3 separate regions of the Homo sapiens genome follow, and all the other regions are linked to region 1. The links are chromatin contacts, found by Hi-C or POLR2A ChIA-PET in ENCODE. All regions are on one chromosome and are shown on one strand. The core of a region is the stretch at or near the end of the contact, and the rest is flanking DNA. Distances in the headings are between cores, read along the strand shown.

Region 1 (2,700 bases), core at 82-2,581:
GATCTGTAGACATAGAGCATTCTTCTTCTGTGGCCCCATCGTCCTTTGTTCACTGTCTGATCTCTGGAAGAAAGGTGGGCAACAGGTGGTCTTCCTGTTGTTATTTTATTCCTGCTGTCCTCTGCTCTTTCTATGGCCACTATCTGTTCTACCCTTGGAACTGAAGAGAGATGTTGGTAGGGAAAGACTTTCCCCTTATTTATGGCAGGAAAAGGATGTTCAAGCCCAGTGTGGTGGCTCATGGCTGTAATCCCAGCACTTTGGGAGGATGAGACAGAAGGATTACTTAAGGTCAGGGGTTTGAGTCCAGCCTGGCTGACATGGCAAAATTCCATTTCTACTAAAAATACAAAAATAAGCCAGGCATGGTGGCACATGCCTGTAATCACAGCTACTCTGGGGAAAATAAGGCAGGAGAATTGCTTGAATCCGGAATGTGGAGATTGCAGTGAGCCGAGATTGCACCACTGCACTCCAGCCTGGACATAAGAGCAAGACTCTGTTTGAAAAGAAAAGAAGAGAAGAGAAAGGAAAAGAAAGAAAAGAAGAGAAGAGAAAGGAAATAAAAAGAAAGGAAGAAAAGAAAAGAAAAAAGAAAAGGGATGTTCAGGATTTCATCTTCTGCCATCAGAGCTGCACTTCAATGTGGCAGCTATTGGCCACCTGTGGCTACTGGGTGCATGGAATGTGGCTGGTCTGAACTGCGATGTGGTAGAAAGGTAAAATACATAGTTTTAATTTTTTTTCCAAAATATATATACTTTGTTAATAATTACATACTGGTCACATATTAAAATGATAATATTTTGGATATATTGGGTTAATTAAATTTCTACAATGAATTCCTCCTGTTTTTTTTTCTTTTTAAAATTTTCCTTCTAGAAAATTTAGAATTCACGTGGCTCACATTCAATTTCAGAGGACTGCCTTTTTAAAAAAAAATGTCAGGCTACCCGCTCAAAGGACAAGAAGCCAGGAGCTCATAAAATTGGAAAATTTTAAATAATTGTTATTGCATTATTTTCATGTGTGAATAGCCACATAATATATTATTTATAAAGGCATACGACCTTATACGCAGGGTTATATGCAAATACTCTCTGGTGTGAGCCTGGTCCGTTCAGGGAGGAAGCCCTTCCCTGAGAACCCTGCAGCTTGGATTTCACTCTTTCTACGTTCAGCCCAGCCGCTGAGCACATATTCTGTCACTCAGGGCATTAGGGGGTGGCGCCCTAAACATTATCCAATCAGGGACGCGGGGCTGGGACCCGTCCAATCAGGCACGCAGCTGGAGCGGACAGGACGGCTTCCGGGATTTGGCGGGGCCTTTGTCTCTAGCTGCTGCGGGAGCTCCAGGTCTAGTCTTTACTGCTCTGTGTATTCTGCTCCTAGAGGCCCAGCCTCTGTGACTCCGTTATCTGCAGGTATTGGGAGATGCACAGCTAAGATGCCAGGACCACCTGGAAGCCTAGAAATGGTGAGAGTGCGGTCCGACACCCCGAGAGAGGGGGAGGGGCTGGTTGGAACCGGTCGGAAGTGGCTGTGGCAGGACTCCAGGCTCCAAGCACTGGGCTCCAAAATCCGCGGCCCGAGTTGTCCTTGGCGCAGCTCGGTCCTCAGTCCCCTTCAGCCATAAGATGGCGGCTGGGCTGACAGCCGGACCCCGGGCGTCATGTCTCCTCCCTGCGCAGTGACTGTGCCTTGGCCTGGAGCCCTCGCTGGGCAGCTCTGCACCCGCAGTGCCGCATCTCTGCCGATAACTCGGGGTGCAGGGTTCATAAATGGGAAGCGCTTTGGTCCATGGGGTCCCAGTCCCTCCTTTTTTCTATTAAAAATTCATGGAAGTCACTGCAAATATATTTAAAAATGTAATAGAAGAGTGGTTCAAAAATCGTAGAGCACCCAGCTATGATTTGTAATTTGTGGTCCATGGGAGGGGCTTGAAGGAAAGACTTTTAAGTGGTGTATGATGAATAAAACCAAATTCAATAATCGGTTAGGTACAGTTACATAACTTCTTAATTTGTAAGATCAAAGTGGAAATTTTCTGGTTATGTAATCGGAGGGTACTTGGCAGTTTATAGTTGGTTAAGCAAGAATTTTATTTCCCCCAATGTAATACTTTACAAAAAACAATGTATTTGAGTTAGATTTTTTTTTTTTTTTTTTTGAAACGGAGTCTCGCTCTGTCGCCCAGGCTGAAGTGCAGTGGCACGATCTCGGCTCACTACAACCTCTGCCTCCCGGGTTCAAGTGATTCTCCTGTCTCAGCCTCCCGAGTAGCTGGGATTACAGGCGCCCGCCACCATGCCCGGCTAATTTTTGTATTTTTAGTAGAGACGGGTTTCACCATGTTGGACAGGCTGGTCTTGAACTCCTGACCTTGTGATCTGCCCGCCTCGGCCTCTCAAAGTGCTGGGATTACAGGCGTGAGCCACTGTGCCTAATGTAAATTTTTTTTTTTTTTGAGACGGAGTCTTGCTCTGTCGCCCAGGCTGGAGTGCAGTGGCGCGATCTCGGCTCACTGCAAGCTCCGCCTCCTGGGTTGACGCCATTCTCCTGCCTCAGCCTCCTGAGTAGCTGGGACTACAGGCGCCCGCCACCACGCCTGGCTAATTTTTTTGTATTTTTAGTAGGGACAGGGTTTCACCAAGTTAGCCAGGATGGTCTTGATCTCCTGACCTCGTAATCCACCCGCCT
Region 2 (2,759 bases), core at 59-2,558, 340 kb before region 1:
CTGCAAGCCAGAGTTAGGCTGAAGGAATTGGGGGTGGGGAGTAGTCTTGAGACTCTGCTTGGGCCACATGTGAAAATTTCAGGGGAAAATCTATCCCCTGTAGAGTGTGTACACAATTAAGTAGCAGGCAATTAGACTGAGGTAGCTCCAGTCCCAGGGTCCCCATTTTTTAAAAAAATCTAACTCAAATTGGCCGGGCGCGGTGGCTCACGCCTGTAGTCCTAGCACTTTGGGAGGCGGAGGCGGGTGGATTGCCTGAGCTCAGGAGTTCGAGACCAGGCTGGGCAACACAGTGAAACCCAGACTCTACTAAAATACAGAAAAGTTAGCTGGGCGTGGCGGCGTGCGCCTGTAATCCCAGTTACTTGGGAGGCTGAAGCAGGAGAATTGCATGAACCCGGGAGGCGTTGGTTGCAGTGAGCCGAGATGGCTGCCATTGCACTCCAGCCTGAGCGACAGTGTGAGACTCTGTCTCAGAAAGAAAGAAAAAAAAATCTAACTCAAACTTTTTGTAAATTACAACATTGAGGGAAACAAAATTCAGGCTTAACCAACCATAAACTGCCAATTAACCTCTGATGACATAACCAGGAAATGTCCACCCTGAATTTACAAATTAAGAAACTACATAACGGTACCTAACCAATTATTGGCTTTCTTCATCACACACCTTATAAAAGTCTTTCCTTCAAGCCCTTCCCATGGACCACAAACTACAAACCACAGCTGGGTGCTCTATAATTTGTGAATGACTGTCTGATTAAATTCTTTAATATTTTCGCGGTGACTTCCATACATTTTTAATAGAAAAAAGGAGGGTCTGGGAACCCCATGGACCAAAGCTCTTCCTAGTCATGAACCCTGCATCCCGAGTCATCGAGGAGAGATGCGGCGCTGCGGCAGCAGAGCTGCCCAGGGAGGGCTCCAGGCCAGGGAACGGTCACTGCGCAGGGAGGAGACAGGACGCCCGGGATCCCGGCTGCCAGCCCAGCAGCCATCTTATGACTGAAGGGGACTGAGGGCCGAGCTGCGCCAAGGAGAACTCCTGGCCGCGGATTTTGGAGTCTACTGCAGGGAGGCCGGAGTCTCGCCACATCCACTTCCCACCAGTTCCAACCAGGCCCTCCCCCTCTCTCGGGATCTGGGACCCGGCACTCTCACCATTTCTAGGCTTCCAGGGAGTCCTGGCGTCTTAGCTGTGGATCTCCCAATACCTGCAGGTAACGGGGCCACAGAAGGTGGACCTCTAGGAGCAGAGGACATAGAGCAGTGAAGACGAGACCTGGAGCTGCGACTGCAGCGAGAGACAAAGGCCCCGCCAAATCCCGGAAGCCGTCCTGTCCGCTCCAGCTGCGTGCCTGATTGGACGGGTCCCAGCCCAGCGTCCCTGATTGGAGGATGTTTAAGGACCCGCCCCCTCAGGCCCTGAATGACAGAAGGTGTGCTCAGTTGCTGGGCTGAAAGAAGATAGAATGAAACCTAAACTGCAGGCTTTTCAGTCAGGGCTTCCTCCCTGAACTGAGCCCGGCCCACCCACGGGGTATTTGCATTTAACCTTGTGTATAAGGTCATATGCATTTATATTAATAAATAGTATAGTGTGTGAAAGGAAAATAAATTTTGCGGCCCCAAAATCACTAAGCTATAGGGAAAAGTCAAGCTGGGAACTGCTTAGGGCAAACCTGCCTTCCATTCTATTCAAAGTCACCCCTCTGCTCACTGAGATGATTGCATATCTGATTGCCTCCTTTTCCCAGGCTAATCAGGAACTCAAAAGAATGCAACCATTTGTCTTTTATCTACCTAGGACCTGGAAGCCGCCTCCCCACTTCCAGTTTTCTTTCTTTCTTTTTCTTTCTCTCTCTCTGTCTCTTTCGGAGTCTCGCTCTGTCTTCCAGGCTGGAGTGCAGTGGCACGATCCGATCTCTGCTACTGCAACTTCCACCTCCCTCCGGGGTTCAAGCGATTCTCCTGCCTCAGCCTCCAGAGTAGCTGGCTAATTTTTCTATTTTTAGTAAAGACGGGGTTTCACCACTTTGTCCAGGCTGGTCTTGAACTCCTGACCTCAGGTGATCCACCCGCCTCGGCTTCCCAAAGTGCTGGGATTACAGGCGTGAGCCACCGCGCCTGGCCTCAGAATAAACTTTCTAAATTAACTGAGATCTGTCTCAGATATTTGAGGTTCACAATTATATGGCTATTAACAAATGGAAAAAATATAATAACATTATTTAATATCCGATTTTACGACCTTCCTAGCTTCTGGTCCTTTAAGCAGGCAGCCTGAGATTTTAAAACGGAGTTAATTCTCTGAAATAAAATGTAAGCCACATGTGAATTTTAAATATTCTAGTAGCCAAACTTAAAAAAAAAAGGAAGAAACAGGTGGAATTTATTGTAACAATTTCATCGTTATATATTCTAGTTCTAGAATTCAAATATTCTAATATTCAAAATATTATTTTAATATGTGAGCAGTATGTAATTTTTCATGTAATATATATTATTGTATATAATAATATAAAATATGTATAATAATATATAATATTATGTATAATATTATACATGACCTCAAGTGATCTGCCCGCCTTGGCCTCCCAAAGTAGTGCTAGGATTACAGGCGTGAGCCACCGCGCCCGAAGCAGCGGTGCTTTTTGAGAAGGAGTTTCACTCGCACAATGTGGGCTCACCGCAACCTCCACCTCCGGGTTCAAGCGATTCTCCCACCTCAGCCTCCCGAGTAGCTGAGATTACCGGCA
Region 3 (2,700 bases), core at 1-2,500, 440 kb before region 1:
TTGAACTCGTGAGCTCAAGTTATCCTCCCAGCTCAGCCTCCTGAGTAGCTGGGACCACAGGTGCACACCAACACGCCTTGCTAACTTTTATTTTTATTTTTGAGACACAGTCTCGCTCTGTCACCCAGGCTGGAGTGCAATGGTGCGTTCTTGGCTCACTGCAACCTCCACCTCCTGGGTTCAAGTGACCCTCCTGCCTCAGCCTCCCAAGTAGCTGGAATTACAGGTGCACGCCACCAGGCCCAGCTAATTTTTGTATTTTTATAGAGACAGGGTTTCACCATGTTGGCCAGGCTGGTCTTGAACTCCTGACCTCAGGTGATCCGCCCACCTCAGCCTCCCAAAGTGCTGAGATTACAGGCGTGAGCCACCGTACCCAGCCCATGGCTAATTTTTAAACTTTTTTGTAGAGATGGAGTCTCACTATGTTGCCCAGGCTGGTCTCAAGCTCCTGGCTTCAAGCAGTCCTCCCACCTCAGCCTCCCAAAGTGCTGGGATTACAGGCATGAGCCACCATGCCCAGCCGCAGAAGGGCAATTATTACACAGTGACAGTGGAAGGAACAGAGACACAGTCGGTGGATGGTGGGAAGATAAGAACATTCACTCTGAGGGCTTCTAGTAACGTTGGAGAAGTGAGCATCAGCTTAGCAGAAGGGAGGGAGGGAAGGAAGCACAGGAGGTTTGAGGAGAGAGAGAGAGGAAGTATGAAATCAGAGCTGCACTTCAATGTGGTGGCTATTGGCCATGTGTGGCTACAGGATAGCTGGAATATGGCTGGTCTGAACTGCGATGTGCTAGAAAGGTAAAATACAGGGTTAGATTTAAAGATTTAGTTCCAAGAATATATACACTACATTAATAATTACATATTGCTCCTATACTAAAATAATATTTTGGATATATTGGGTTATTAAATGGTTAGAATGAATTTCACCTGTTTCTTCTTTCTTCTTAACTACTAGAAAATTTAGAATTCACACATGGCTCACATTTTATTTCAGACGGTTGCCTTACAAGGCAAATGCCGTCTGGGGAGGGCCTGGGTCAGCTCAGGGAGGAAGCTCTGCCTGAAAAGGCTTAGGGTTCACTCTACATTCAGCCCAGCATCTGAGCACGTCTTCTGTCAATCAAGGCCTGAGAGGGTGGGGCCCTAAACATTATCCAATCAGGGACGCTGGGCTGGGACCCGTCCAATCAGGCACTCAGCTGGAGCAGACAGGACGGCTTCCGGGTTTGGTGGGGCCTTTGTCTCTGGCGGCAGCCGGAGCTTCTGGTGTAGTCTTCACTGCTCTGTGTCTTCTGCTCCTAGAGGCCCAGCTTCTGTGGCCTCGTTACCTGCAGGTATTGGGAGATCCACAGCTAAGACGCCAGGACCCACTGGAAGCCTAGAAATGGTGAGAGTGCCGGGTCCGACATCCCGAGAGAGGGGGCGGGGCTGGTTGGAACTGGTGGGAAGTGGCTGTGGCGGGACTCTGGCCTCCCCGCAGCTGGCTCCAAAATCCGCGGCCCCGAGTTCTCCTTGGCGCAGCTCGGCCCTCAGTCCCCTTCAGCCATAGGATGGCGGCCGGGCTGACAGCTCGGACCCCGGGCATCCTGTCTCCTCCCTGCGCAGTGACTGTGCCTTGTTCTGGAGTCCTCTGTGGGCAGCTCTGCCCCCACTGCCGCAGCTCTCCCCGATTGTGCAGGGACCACTGGACGGTCGTCAGGGGAGAATACTGACTCAGGATGCAGAGTTCATGAATGGGAAGAGCTTTGGTCTGCGGGGTTCCCAGTCCCCCTTTTTTTCTATTAAAAATTTGTGGAAGTCTCCGCAGAAATATTAAAGAATTTAATTAAAGAGTAATTCAAGAATTGTAGAGCACCAAGCTATGTTTTGTAGTTTGTGGTTTATGGAAGGGGCTTGAAGAAAACACTTTTATAAAGTGCATGATAAAGGAAAGCAAATTCAATAATTGGTTAGGTAAAGTTATGTAGTTTCTTAATTTGTACGATCAAGGTGGAAATTCCCTGGTCATGTAATGAGAGGTTAATTGGCAGTTTATAGTTGGTTAAGCCTGAATTTTATTTTCCCCCAATGTAATACTTTAGAAAAAAATCATTCGAGTTAGATTTTTTTGCAAGTAGCAACCCTAGGACTGGAGCCACCTCAGTCTAATTGCCTGCCACTTAATTATTTTCACACTCCACAGGGCACTGATTTTCCTCTGCATTTTTCACTTCTGTCTCAAGCAGGGTCTCAAGACTTCTCCCCATTTCCCATTCCTCCAGCCTAACTCTGGCTTGCAGTAAAATACTAAATTTCCAGTTCCTTCTGACATTCCCAAATGCCAATTTCCCCTCCCTAATTCACATTATCAACTATTTGTCCTTTAATGTACACTTTAGTGTACATTTTAGGTACCATATTTTAATTAATCATTTTTTGACAAAGCATTGGCTGGCATTTTAAAAAAGATTTGTTTTCTGTTTGTAAAGATTTCCCAAGAGAAGAAAGCAAAGAATAATCCCCTGACACTGTATTGTAAAAAATGTTCTGTGCCTCCTTTCCTTTTATTGCCTCTAGCCACAGAAACCTTATCAGAATATTTTTGGGTCAGGGTTTCCCTTTGGAAACTTTATAAGGTAATGTGTCCTCAGCCACCCTTCAGTTTTTTCCCTGGTTCTGGGTTTCAGTACTGTCTGGGGATAAATCAAGATA

Evidence for each region. A loop is a pair of places that touch in the nucleus more often than their neighbours do. ChIA-PET counts read pairs that join two places held with the same protein, here RNA polymerase II (POLR2A). Pooled maps may share reads with other maps.
Region 2: a map of B cell shows a loop between it and region 1 (19-fold over the local background). The contact joins the promoter of ZNF273 here to the promoter of ZNF680 in region 1. A Hi-C loop is called at or near these places in 11 of 168 maps with a recorded cell type or tissue (B cell, CD14-positive monocyte, CD4-positive, alpha-beta T cell and 5 more), 28 of 37 single-sample maps with no recorded cell type and 24 of 50 pooled maps. POLR2A ChIA-PET finds 5 or more read pairs at or near these places in 9 of 52 experiments (A549, CD4-positive, alpha-beta T cell, GM12878 and 5 more).
Region 3: a loop to region 1 is called in a map of B cell, with 29 times the contacts of the local background. The contact joins the promoter of ERV3-1 here to the promoter of ZNF680 in region 1. A Hi-C loop is called at or near these places in 5 of 168 maps with a recorded cell type or tissue (B cell, CD8-positive, alpha-beta T cell and naive thymus-derived CD4-positive, alpha-beta T cell), 6 of 37 single-sample maps with no recorded cell type and 17 of 50 pooled maps. POLR2A ChIA-PET finds 5 or more read pairs at or near these places in 10 of 52 experiments (A549, CD4-positive, alpha-beta T cell, CD4-positive, alpha-beta memory T cell and 6 more).

The regions. Positions count from the first base shown.
Region 1 is chr7:64,561,702-64,564,401 of GRCh38, reverse strand. ZNF680 (zinc finger protein 680) reads left to right here and starts at 1,331. Exons shown (of 4, transcript NM_178558.5): 1 at 1,331-1,477. The coding sequence starts at 1,448. RefSeq lists a silencer at 1,173-1,282 and an enhancer at 1,383-1,742.
Region 2 is chr7:64,901,822-64,904,580 of GRCh38, reverse strand. It overlaps ZNF273 (zinc finger protein 273), which reads right to left and starts at 1,308. Exons shown (of 4, transcript NM_021148.3): 1 at 1,162-1,308. The coding sequence starts at 1,263. RefSeq lists enhancers at 1,054-1,163, 1,194-1,253, 568-1,440, 1,654-1,703, 1,724-1,773 and 1 more.
Region 3 is chr7:65,005,237-65,007,936 of GRCh38, reverse strand. It overlaps ERV3-1 (endogenous retrovirus group 3 member 1, envelope), which reads left to right and starts at 1,250. Exons shown (of 2, transcript NM_001007253.4): 1 at 1,250-1,396. It overlaps ERV3-1-ZNF117 (ERV3-1-ZNF117 readthrough), which reads left to right and starts at 1,191. Exons shown (of 4, transcript NM_001348050.2): 1 at 1,191-1,396. RefSeq lists a silencer at 990-1,159 and an enhancer at 1,260-1,319.